2 separate regions of the Homo sapiens genome follow, and region 1 is linked to region 2. Evidence: read pairs that join two places in POLR2A ChIA-PET (ENCODE). Cell type or tissue: A673. All regions are shown on one strand. Each heading gives the region's core, and the rest is flanking DNA. Links, peaks and the distances in the headings are about the cores only. Region 1 has its middle 85 kb from the start of RPA1. Region 2 overlaps SMYD4 (SET and MYND domain containing 4).

Region 1 (4,388 bases), core at 174-4,173, 91 kb after region 2:
CTAATGATCAGAAGCAACCTGCGACATAATAGGTTGCTTCAGAGGAGAATGAGCTGGTAAAAAAAGGCTGGTAAACGTCTGCAAAGCCCCCTGTAGGAGCAGAGCCCTGTGCTTGGCCCTGGCGACTGCGAGCTTCCGGTGAGGACACGTGAGGAGGAGCATCCCTGGTTCCCGTGCTTGGCTCAGACTTCCCTTTTGGCTCCGTTCCTCCCTGAGGGTGCCTTGTGGGCAAGATGCTCTGCTGTGGTCTCCCACTTTAGAAACCGCCTCAACGAGAAGGGACTCAGGGCTGAGTGACCCTCTGAGACAGGGACATGGTTTAGGCAGGTGTGGCCTGTCTTTGGGAAAGGTCCAATGCCCCTGTGGCTTTGTTATGGATCCAAAATTACAGTTACTCGGCTAGGCACAGTGGCTCACGCCTGTAATCGCAGCACGTTGGGAGGCTGAGGCGGGCGGATCACTTGAGGTCAGGAGTTCGAGACCAGCCTGGCCAGCATGGCGAAACCCCGTCTCTACTAAAAATACAAAAATTAGGTGGGCGTGGTGGTGGGCGCCTGTAATCCCAGCTACTCGGGAGGCTGACGCAGGAGAATTGCTTGAACCCGGGAGGCGGAGGTTACGGTGAGCCGAGATCACACCATTGCACTCCAGCCTGGGCAACAGAGCGAGACTCTGTCTCAAGAAAATAAAACAAACAAACAAAAAACCAAAATTATGGTAACCCAAGGGGTGGCCGGGAAGTTCCCATTCACAGCACAGGATCCAGTGGGGGCTGAGAGAGAAGGCTTTGTCCTGGGAGCAGTTCTCTGGGTCACTGTGGCTATCACAGTAGGTTGAACGGTGGCTACCCACAAGATACGTCCACCTGGAAACAGTGAATGAAACCTTGATGGGAAAAAGGGTCCTTGTCGATGTGTTTATGTTAAGGACTGCAGGACGAGGTCATCCTGGCTAGGGTGGGCCCTAAATCCAATGACAAGCATCCTTCTAGGACAACAGAAGAAGGAGACAGGACGCTCAGAGAAGGGGACGTGAAGACAGGCAGAGAGGCTGGAGGGGTATTCCTACAAACCCAGGAACAACAAAGACTGTGTGCAGCCACCAGAGGCCAAGAGAAAGGCACAGAACACAGCCTGGACAACACGGCGAGACCCCAGCTCTGAAAAAAAAAAAAAATGTAGCCGTGGTGTCACATGCCTGTAGTCCCAGCTACTCAGGAGGGAGGCTGGGGAGGGAGGATGGCTTGAGCCCCAGGAGGCAGAGCCTCCAGAGCCATGATTATGCCACGGCACACTAGCCTGGGTGACAGAGTGAGACCCTATCTCAAAAAAAAAAAAAGACAAGAAAAAAAGAAAGGCATGGAACAGATTCTCCCCGAGAGCCTCCAGAAGGAACGAACTGGCCAACACCTTGATTTGAGACTTCTGGCCTCCAGAGCTGGAGAGAATGAGTTTCTCTTGTTTCCAGCCACCCAGTTTGCGGTCGTCTGTTTCGGCAGCCCCGGGAACACAGGCAGCCTATTGTGTCTGTCATCTTGAATTACCCTGTGTCCTTTCGGCTGGGTCAGTGGAGAAGCCGTGGGTTCACTCAGGTTTCCATTGTATTCATTCGTAACTGGGATCCCTCACTCCGGGGCTGTCGGGTTCGAATCCTCACGGCCCAGCTCGCCTTCCTTCACCCCCCAGTGCCTTCTTCTGCGTCAGGTATGGCTGCACCCTTAGTGACTGGGGTTCTTATCACTTATCGGCATCTGATCCAGCTCCGAGGAGCACGGGGCCCTGGGCACAGGCTCCCATCACACACACACACACACACACACACACACACACACACACAGACACACACAAAAGGCACATCAGCAACTGGAAGAACAACCTTTTCAAAAATCACCTTTTGAAAATAGTGGCACCGGCTGGGCGCAGTGGCTCATGCCTGTAATCCCAGCACTTTGGGAGACCGAGGCGGGCGGATCACAAGGTCAGGAGATCGAGACCATCCTGGCTAAAACTGTGAAACCCCATCTCTACTAAAAATACAAAAAATTAGCCAGGCGTGGTGGTGGGCGCCTGTAGTCCCAGCTACTCGGGAGGCTGAGGCAGGAGAATGGCGTGAACCCGGGAGGCGGAGCTTGCAGTGAGCCGAGATCGCAGCACTGCACTGCAGCCTGGGGGACAGAGCGAGACTCCGTCTCAAAAAAAAAAAAAAAGAAAGAAAGAAAATAGTGGCACCAAGCATGCAGTAAATAGCTTTCAGCCACATTCCACCAGCCATAAATTTGATCTGTTTTGACCTGGACCCAGCTGTTTCCTCTCCTCCCGTCAGCCTCTGACTCTGAAATGGCAGCGGCCAAGTACCCATTGTCATCAGCAGTGAGTTCTCGTGGGGAAAGGCCACTTTAATGAGAGAGTTGGCACCACATCCTGCACCTCAGCATGTATTGTTCCCTCAGCAAACTTTCTAGTTAACGAGTTTGGGGGTTTTGATCTGGAGAGCACTGGGGAGAGAAGCTGGAAGGCCCAGCAGTGACATCCCTTTGGAGCCGGCATTGTCTTCCAGGAGCTGAAGATCAGCCTGCAGGGGGTCTAGAGGCGGGCCGTGCAGGTGGCATGCTGGGCAGTTCCATCCCATCCACTGCTGCCTCCGTCCCCAGCCCCCTGCTTTCTCCTAGGAGAACAGCAGAACCCCTGGGTGTGGTTCTTTGAGCTTCGATGGGCCTGCCCTGCTTTTTAGACAGAAGCGTCTCTTCTCAGTGCAACCCAGGATTAGTATGGAAATAGAGACATTTTTAGGAGGCCTCTGCTGATAGCCCCTTTACCGTCGGTGTGGGGGAGTCAGCCCCTGGCCTTTGCTCTGAGGAGCGAGGGTCCATCTATCCTGTTGCCTGGCAGGTGGTACCTAAGATGCTCTTGTATGGGACCCTGTCGCTCCAGAACATCCATCGAGATTCTCCCAGCCAGGCTCGATGTCCAAGGAGCAGCAGCCTTTCTAATTCTCGGAACCAAGAAGAACCTTTTTTTTTTTTTTTTTTTTGAGACAGAGTCTTGCTTTGTTGCCCAGGCTTGAATGCAGCAGCACAATCTCAGCTCACTGCAATCTCCACCTCCTGAGTTCAAGCAATTCTTCTGTCTCAGCCTCCCAAGTAGCTGGGATTACCTGTGCGCACCACCATGCCCAGCTAGTTTTGTATTTTTAGTAGAGACGGGGTTTCACCATATTGGCCAGGCTGGTCTCGAACTCCTGACCTTGTGATCCACCCGCCATGGCCTCCCAGAGTGCTGGGATTACAGGTGTGAGCCACTGCGCCCGGCCTAGCAGAACCTTTTAAACCTTTTCATCTCATTCTTTCTTTCTTCTTCTTTTTTTCTTGCAGTATTATTTACTGTGTGAGAGCACCAAGGATGGAACGCTGCTGAAAATGAGGGGGCTGTCAAAAACCAGAAAGAAGGGAAGTCAAATGCTGCCCCCAGCAGCAATCACTGGCAGGTGTGCCGCGATCCCCCCACTTCTCAGTGGGGTGGTCCTACCTGTGCCAGCCTAATTGCTACCAGTCTGCGGCCCTGCGTGGTAATGAGGGACCCGGGCGCTAGGGCACTCTTTAAATGATGCAACATTTAAATGACTTCCATTTACCTTTCATGCACCTCTGCTTCGCTTCTTAATTATTGGCAGCATTTGACTTCCTCTTTTGCTATGGAATCCATTTCCTCAGCCTCCTGGGGAGAGGCTGTGGCCTCCTGTGTACCGTGGGGCGGCACGTTTTGCCACTGTTGTGGCAACAGACTGTGATTTGGGGAAGAAGGCTGTGACCCTCAGGACAAGAGAGAGATGCTGGGAGAGGGGACGTCTCTTCCGTGGAAAAGCAGCATCTGTAATGGAGTCCTTAGCAATGGCAGAGGGAGGGGTGATGTGGGGAAATGCACAAAGCTGAGCGTGAAGTGTAAATATGATGATTGTTGTCTCTTTCTTGGGAGGTAAATAAATCAGCTCGATGTAGATTTGAGAGGTGGCTGGTGATGCTGTGTACTCAGCGCCCCGAACTCGGCCTCTTCAGAGTGCTTCAGATGTTGATTCATTACACCTTCCACCAGCTCAGGGAGGATGGAGGTGGGGAGAATTATTATCCCGGCTCTAAACCCGGGGACTGGGCGAGGTTAAGAGGCAGTAAGTTGGGAGGAAAAGGTGGCGGCTCCGGCAACCCAGCCAATGCTTCCGCCGCTAGAAACGTCTGCTCCACTTAGAAACAAGTCATTGTCAGGTAACCTATTTTTCGGGGTGTAATTCCAGCATATGAGGGCTTTGTCTCCTCTGTATATTTCTTTGCTTGAAAAATGTATGAGCTTATGGAGCTGGAGAGAGTGACCTTAATCCTTTACCAAGCTTGTTTGGGG
Region 2 (4,388 bases), core at 96-4,095:
TCCCAGCACTTTGGGAGGCCGAGGAGGGTGGATCACATGAGGTTAGGAGTTTGAGACCAGCCTGACCAATATGGAGAAGTCCCGTCTCTACTAAAAATACAAAATTAGCTGGGCGCGGTGGTGCATGCCTGTAATCCCAGCTACTCGGGAGGTGGAGGCAGGAGAATCGCTTCAACCCAGGAGGCGGAGGCTGCTGTGAGCCAAGACGGCACTATTGCACTCCAGGCTGGGTGACAAGAGCGAAACTCTGTCTCAAAAAAACAAAAACAAAAAACAAAGTATATACCTGTGAGTTGGGAAGAAGAGAGCAAAATTACATCTAAAATTATACAAACTCAAGAAAGAGCAGTATTTGCAATGTTTAGAAATAATAAATTACGTGTCAGAAGGCTGGGCACAGTGGCTCACACCTGTAATCCCAGCACTTTGGGAGACCAAGGTGGGCAGATCACCTGAGGTTGGGAGTTTGAGACCAGCCTGGCCAACATGGTGAAACCCCATCTCTACTAAATATACAAAAATTAGCTGGGTGTGATGGCACACACCTGTAATCCTAGCTACTTGGGTGGCTGAGGCATGAGAATCGCTTGAACCTGGGAGGCAGAGGTTGCAGTGAGCCCAGATCGTGCCATTGCACTCCAGCCTGGGTGGCAGAGTGAGATTCTGTCTCAAAAAAAAAAAAGGTCTGGTGTGATGGCTCATGCCTGTAACCCCAGCACTTTGGGAGGCTGAGGCGGGTGGATCCCTTGAGGTCAGGAGTTTGAGACTAGCCTGGCCAACATGGTGAAACCCTGTCTCTACTAAAAATATAAAAATTATATATTTTAGGCATATATAGTAGTGCATGCCTGTAATCCCAGCTACTCGGGAGACTGAGGCAAGATAATCACTTGAACCTGGGAGGCAGAGGTTGCAGTGAACAGAGATCGCGCCACTGCACTCCAGCCTGGGTAACAGAGTGAGACTCTGACTCAACCTGTTAAAAAAAAAATTAAATGCCAGAAGAAACAGTTAATTTAAAGTAGCTGTCTCTGGGGAATAAGAATCAGGAATGGGGAAGAGTGGACAGGGAGTTGCTGTTTTTCCTGATAAGTTTTGAAGCACTATTTGATTTCTTAAAGTATGTATGCATATTATTCTGATAAAAAATTAAACTAAGGAAGGAAAATATTTTCACTAAGGCATCTGGTCTACATAGTTTTACAGAATTTTTCTACTAGCCTTTAAGAAGCACATAATTCCTACATTATATAAGCTATTTCAGAGCACAGAAAAAGGCGGGAAGCTCTCCAATTCATTCTGAGGCTACCATAACCCACCATGGTATCAGCTGGGATTACAGGTGCCCGCCACCATGGCCAGTTAATTTTTTGTATTTTTAGTAGAGACAGGGTTTCATTCACCACGTTGCCCAGGCTGGTCTTGAACTCCTGACCTCAGGTGATCCACCCGCCTTGGGCTCCCAACATGCTGGGATTACAGGTGTGAGCCACTGCACCCGGTCAGATGATTTAAAAACTCTTACCTTTTATTTACACCACCAATCACCAATTAGAGAATGTAATTGGGGGGAAAAGCCTTATTCACAATAACAACAAAAACCTTACAAGAAGAATAAATCGAACATGAAATGTGTAAGACCTATATAAAGAAAACTATAAAACTTTACTTAAGGACATAGAAGAAGCCTTAAAGAAATGGACATACCCTTTATTTGGATTAGGAAATTTAATATTGTAAAGATGTCAGGTCTCCTTAAGTGAATCTATAAATCCAACACATTCCCAATCAAAAGCCCAACAACATTTTTTATAGAACTTGAGAAGCTGGCCGGGCACGGTGGCTCACGCCTGTAATCCCAGCACTTTGGGAGGCTGAGGCGGGTGGATCATGAGGTCAGGAGATCAAGACCATCCTGGCTAACGTGGTGAAACTCCATCTCTACTAAAAATACAAAAAAAAAAAAAAAGATAATAAAATAAAATTAGCTGGGCGTGGTGGCAGGCGCCTGTAGTCCCAGCTACTCGAGAGGCTGAGGCAGGAGAATGGCATGAACCCAGGAGGCAGAGCTTGCAGTGAGCCGAGATCACGCCACTGCACTCTAGCTTGGGTGACAGAGCGAGACTCCGTCTCAAAAAAAAAAAAAAAAAAAAAAAAAGAACTTGACAAGCCAATTCTAAAGTTCACATGGGGGAAATGCACACAAAATACCCAAGATATTCTGGAATACGAACAATGACTATGTGTGTGCGAGCAGGAAGCTGGCCTCTGGGCCACTTCCTGGGAGCCGCCTGGGTACTGAGACTCCCCTGCTTTCAAGTACCCTTTCTCTCTACTTCCGGTAAATCTCAGTGGGGAATCCATTTTTTGAGGCTGAAGAAGGGTAGACCCCATTTCACAGCAGGGTTGGGCACATGACACAGGCCTGGCCAATCAGAGGAGTCTCATACCTCTGGTTGAAGGGATGTGCATGTGATCAAAATTCAGTTGACCTGAGCCCCACCCAGAAGTTTTCTGCTGAAACTTCAGAAAGACAGCCTCTTCCCCTGGGGTGTTATTACACTATCAGGGTGTGCCCAGGGCTGTGAATGGTTATAGCACCCACTAGATGGAGAGAATCTGTCTGACACATGAAGAAATACACATTCTGATGACATCCTTTGAGCCCCTGAATACAACCTAGCCTGAAAATAGATCTCCCTTCAGATAGCCTAGTTTCATAGCTAAAAGTTTCATACTTTGAAGGGGGTTTCTGTTACTTGAAACTGAAGAGTTCTAGAGTTTCTAAAATGACACTATAGGCCAGGTGGGGTGGCTCACGCCTGTAATTCCAGGACTTTGGGAGGCCAAGGTGGATGGGTCACCTGAGGTCAGGAGTTTGAGACCAGCCTGGCCAACATGGTAAAACCCCGTCTCTACTAAAAATACAAACATTAGCCGGGCATGATGGCGTGTGCCTGTAACCCTAGCTACTTGGGAGGCTGAGACAGGAGAATCGCTTGAACCCACGAGGCACAAGTTGCAGTGAGCTGAGATTGCGCCACTGCACTCCAGCCTGGGCGACAGAGGGAGGCTCAGTCTCAAAAGAAAAATAATACTAATAAAATACACTATAAAGTCACAGTAATTAAAACCCTTTTGTTCCGGCACAGATCTAGAGCCTAGAAACAAATTTGTGGATAAGTAGTGATATGGCGTGGCTGTGTCCCCACCCAAATCTCATCTTGAACTGTTATTTCCCAGAAGCCTGTGTTGTCGGAGGGACCTGATGGGAGGTAACAGAATCGTGGGAGTGGTTTCCCCATGCTGTTCTCGTGATAGTGAGTGAGTTCTCACGAAATCTGATTATTTTATTTATATTTATATTTTTATTTTTTGAGATGGAGTCTTGCTCTGTTGCCCAGGCTGGAGAGCAGTGGCACAATCTCAGCGCACTGCACCCTCCGTCTCCCAGGTTCAAGCAATTCTCCTGTCTCAGCCTCCTGAGTAGGTGCGGTTACAGGCACATGCCGCAATGCCTGGCTAATTTTTTTTTTGCATTTTTAGTAGAGATGGGGTTTCACCATGTTGGCTGGGCTGGTCCTGAACTCCTGACTTCAAGTGATCCTCCTGCCCCAGTCTCCCAAAGCGCTGCGATTACAGGCGTGAGCCACCGCGCCCGGTGAAATCTGATGATTTTATAAGGGGCTTTCCCCCTTTGCTCAGCACTTCTCCTTCCTGCCACCCTGTGAGGGCTGTGCCTTTTTTTCCTTCGTCTTCCACCATGATGGTAAGTTTCCTGAGGCCTTCCCAGCCATGTGTGAGTCAATTAAACCTCTTTTCTTTATAAATTACCCAGTCTTGGGTATTTCTTGATAGCAACGTGAGAATGGAGTAACATGAGTAGGAATTTAATTTTAATAACTGAGGCATTTGCAAGCACTGGGGAAAGGATGCGTCATGCATTAAATGCTACAGAAAAATTGTCCACCTGGAAAAAAAGTGAGAATATTCCTTCACATAGTACACAAAATCAATTGGAGATGTATACATACATCATAACATAATGTTGTACCCCTTAAACGTATATTTTGTCAGTTATACCTCAATAAAGATGGAGGAAAAAGTGCAGAAGGATTAGAGAGCTAAAGGTAAAAAAATGTTAGCAGAAAACAATGAACATTTTTATCAACTCCCAAGTAGTTGGAATTACAGGCACATGTCATGTTGTCTGGCTTCATTTTTATACAGCCATATCTGTCATTTTCTTTCTTTTTTTTTTTTTTTTTTGAGAAATAGTCTTGTTCTGTCACCCAGGCTGGAGTGCAGTGGCACAATCATGGCTCGCTGCAGCCTTGACCTCCCAGGTTCAAGTGATCCTCCCACCTCAGCCTCCTGAGTAGCTGGGA

Evidence for each region. ChIA-PET counts read pairs that join two places held together with the same protein. Peaks named below come from ENCODE experiments on the same cell type or tissue, not always from the same donor. Only the 100,000 strongest peaks of a DNase experiment are listed, where the experiment ranks them.
Region 1: POLR2A ChIA-PET joins it to region 2 with 5 read pairs; 3 of 35 experiments call an interaction of 5 or more read pairs at or near these places.

The regions. Positions count from the first base shown.
Region 1 is chr17:1,912,437-1,916,824 of GRCh38, forward strand. No RefSeq gene overlaps it. Among named protein-coding and RNA genes, the nearest start is that of RPA1, 85 kb to the left of the region's middle. In A673, for the core only: no CTCF peak of the experiment used is centred there; no DNase peak of the experiment used is centred there.
Region 2 is chr17:1,821,261-1,825,648 of GRCh38, forward strand. The region is part of intron 2 of SMYD4 (SET and MYND domain containing 4); the gene reads right to left. Among named protein-coding and RNA genes, the nearest start is that of SMYD4, 6.4 kb to the right of the region's middle. RefSeq lists an enhancer at 2,685-2,824. In A673, for the core only: no CTCF peak of the experiment used is centred there; a DNase peak (open chromatin) is centred at 2,361; H3K27ac peaks cover 2,505 bases.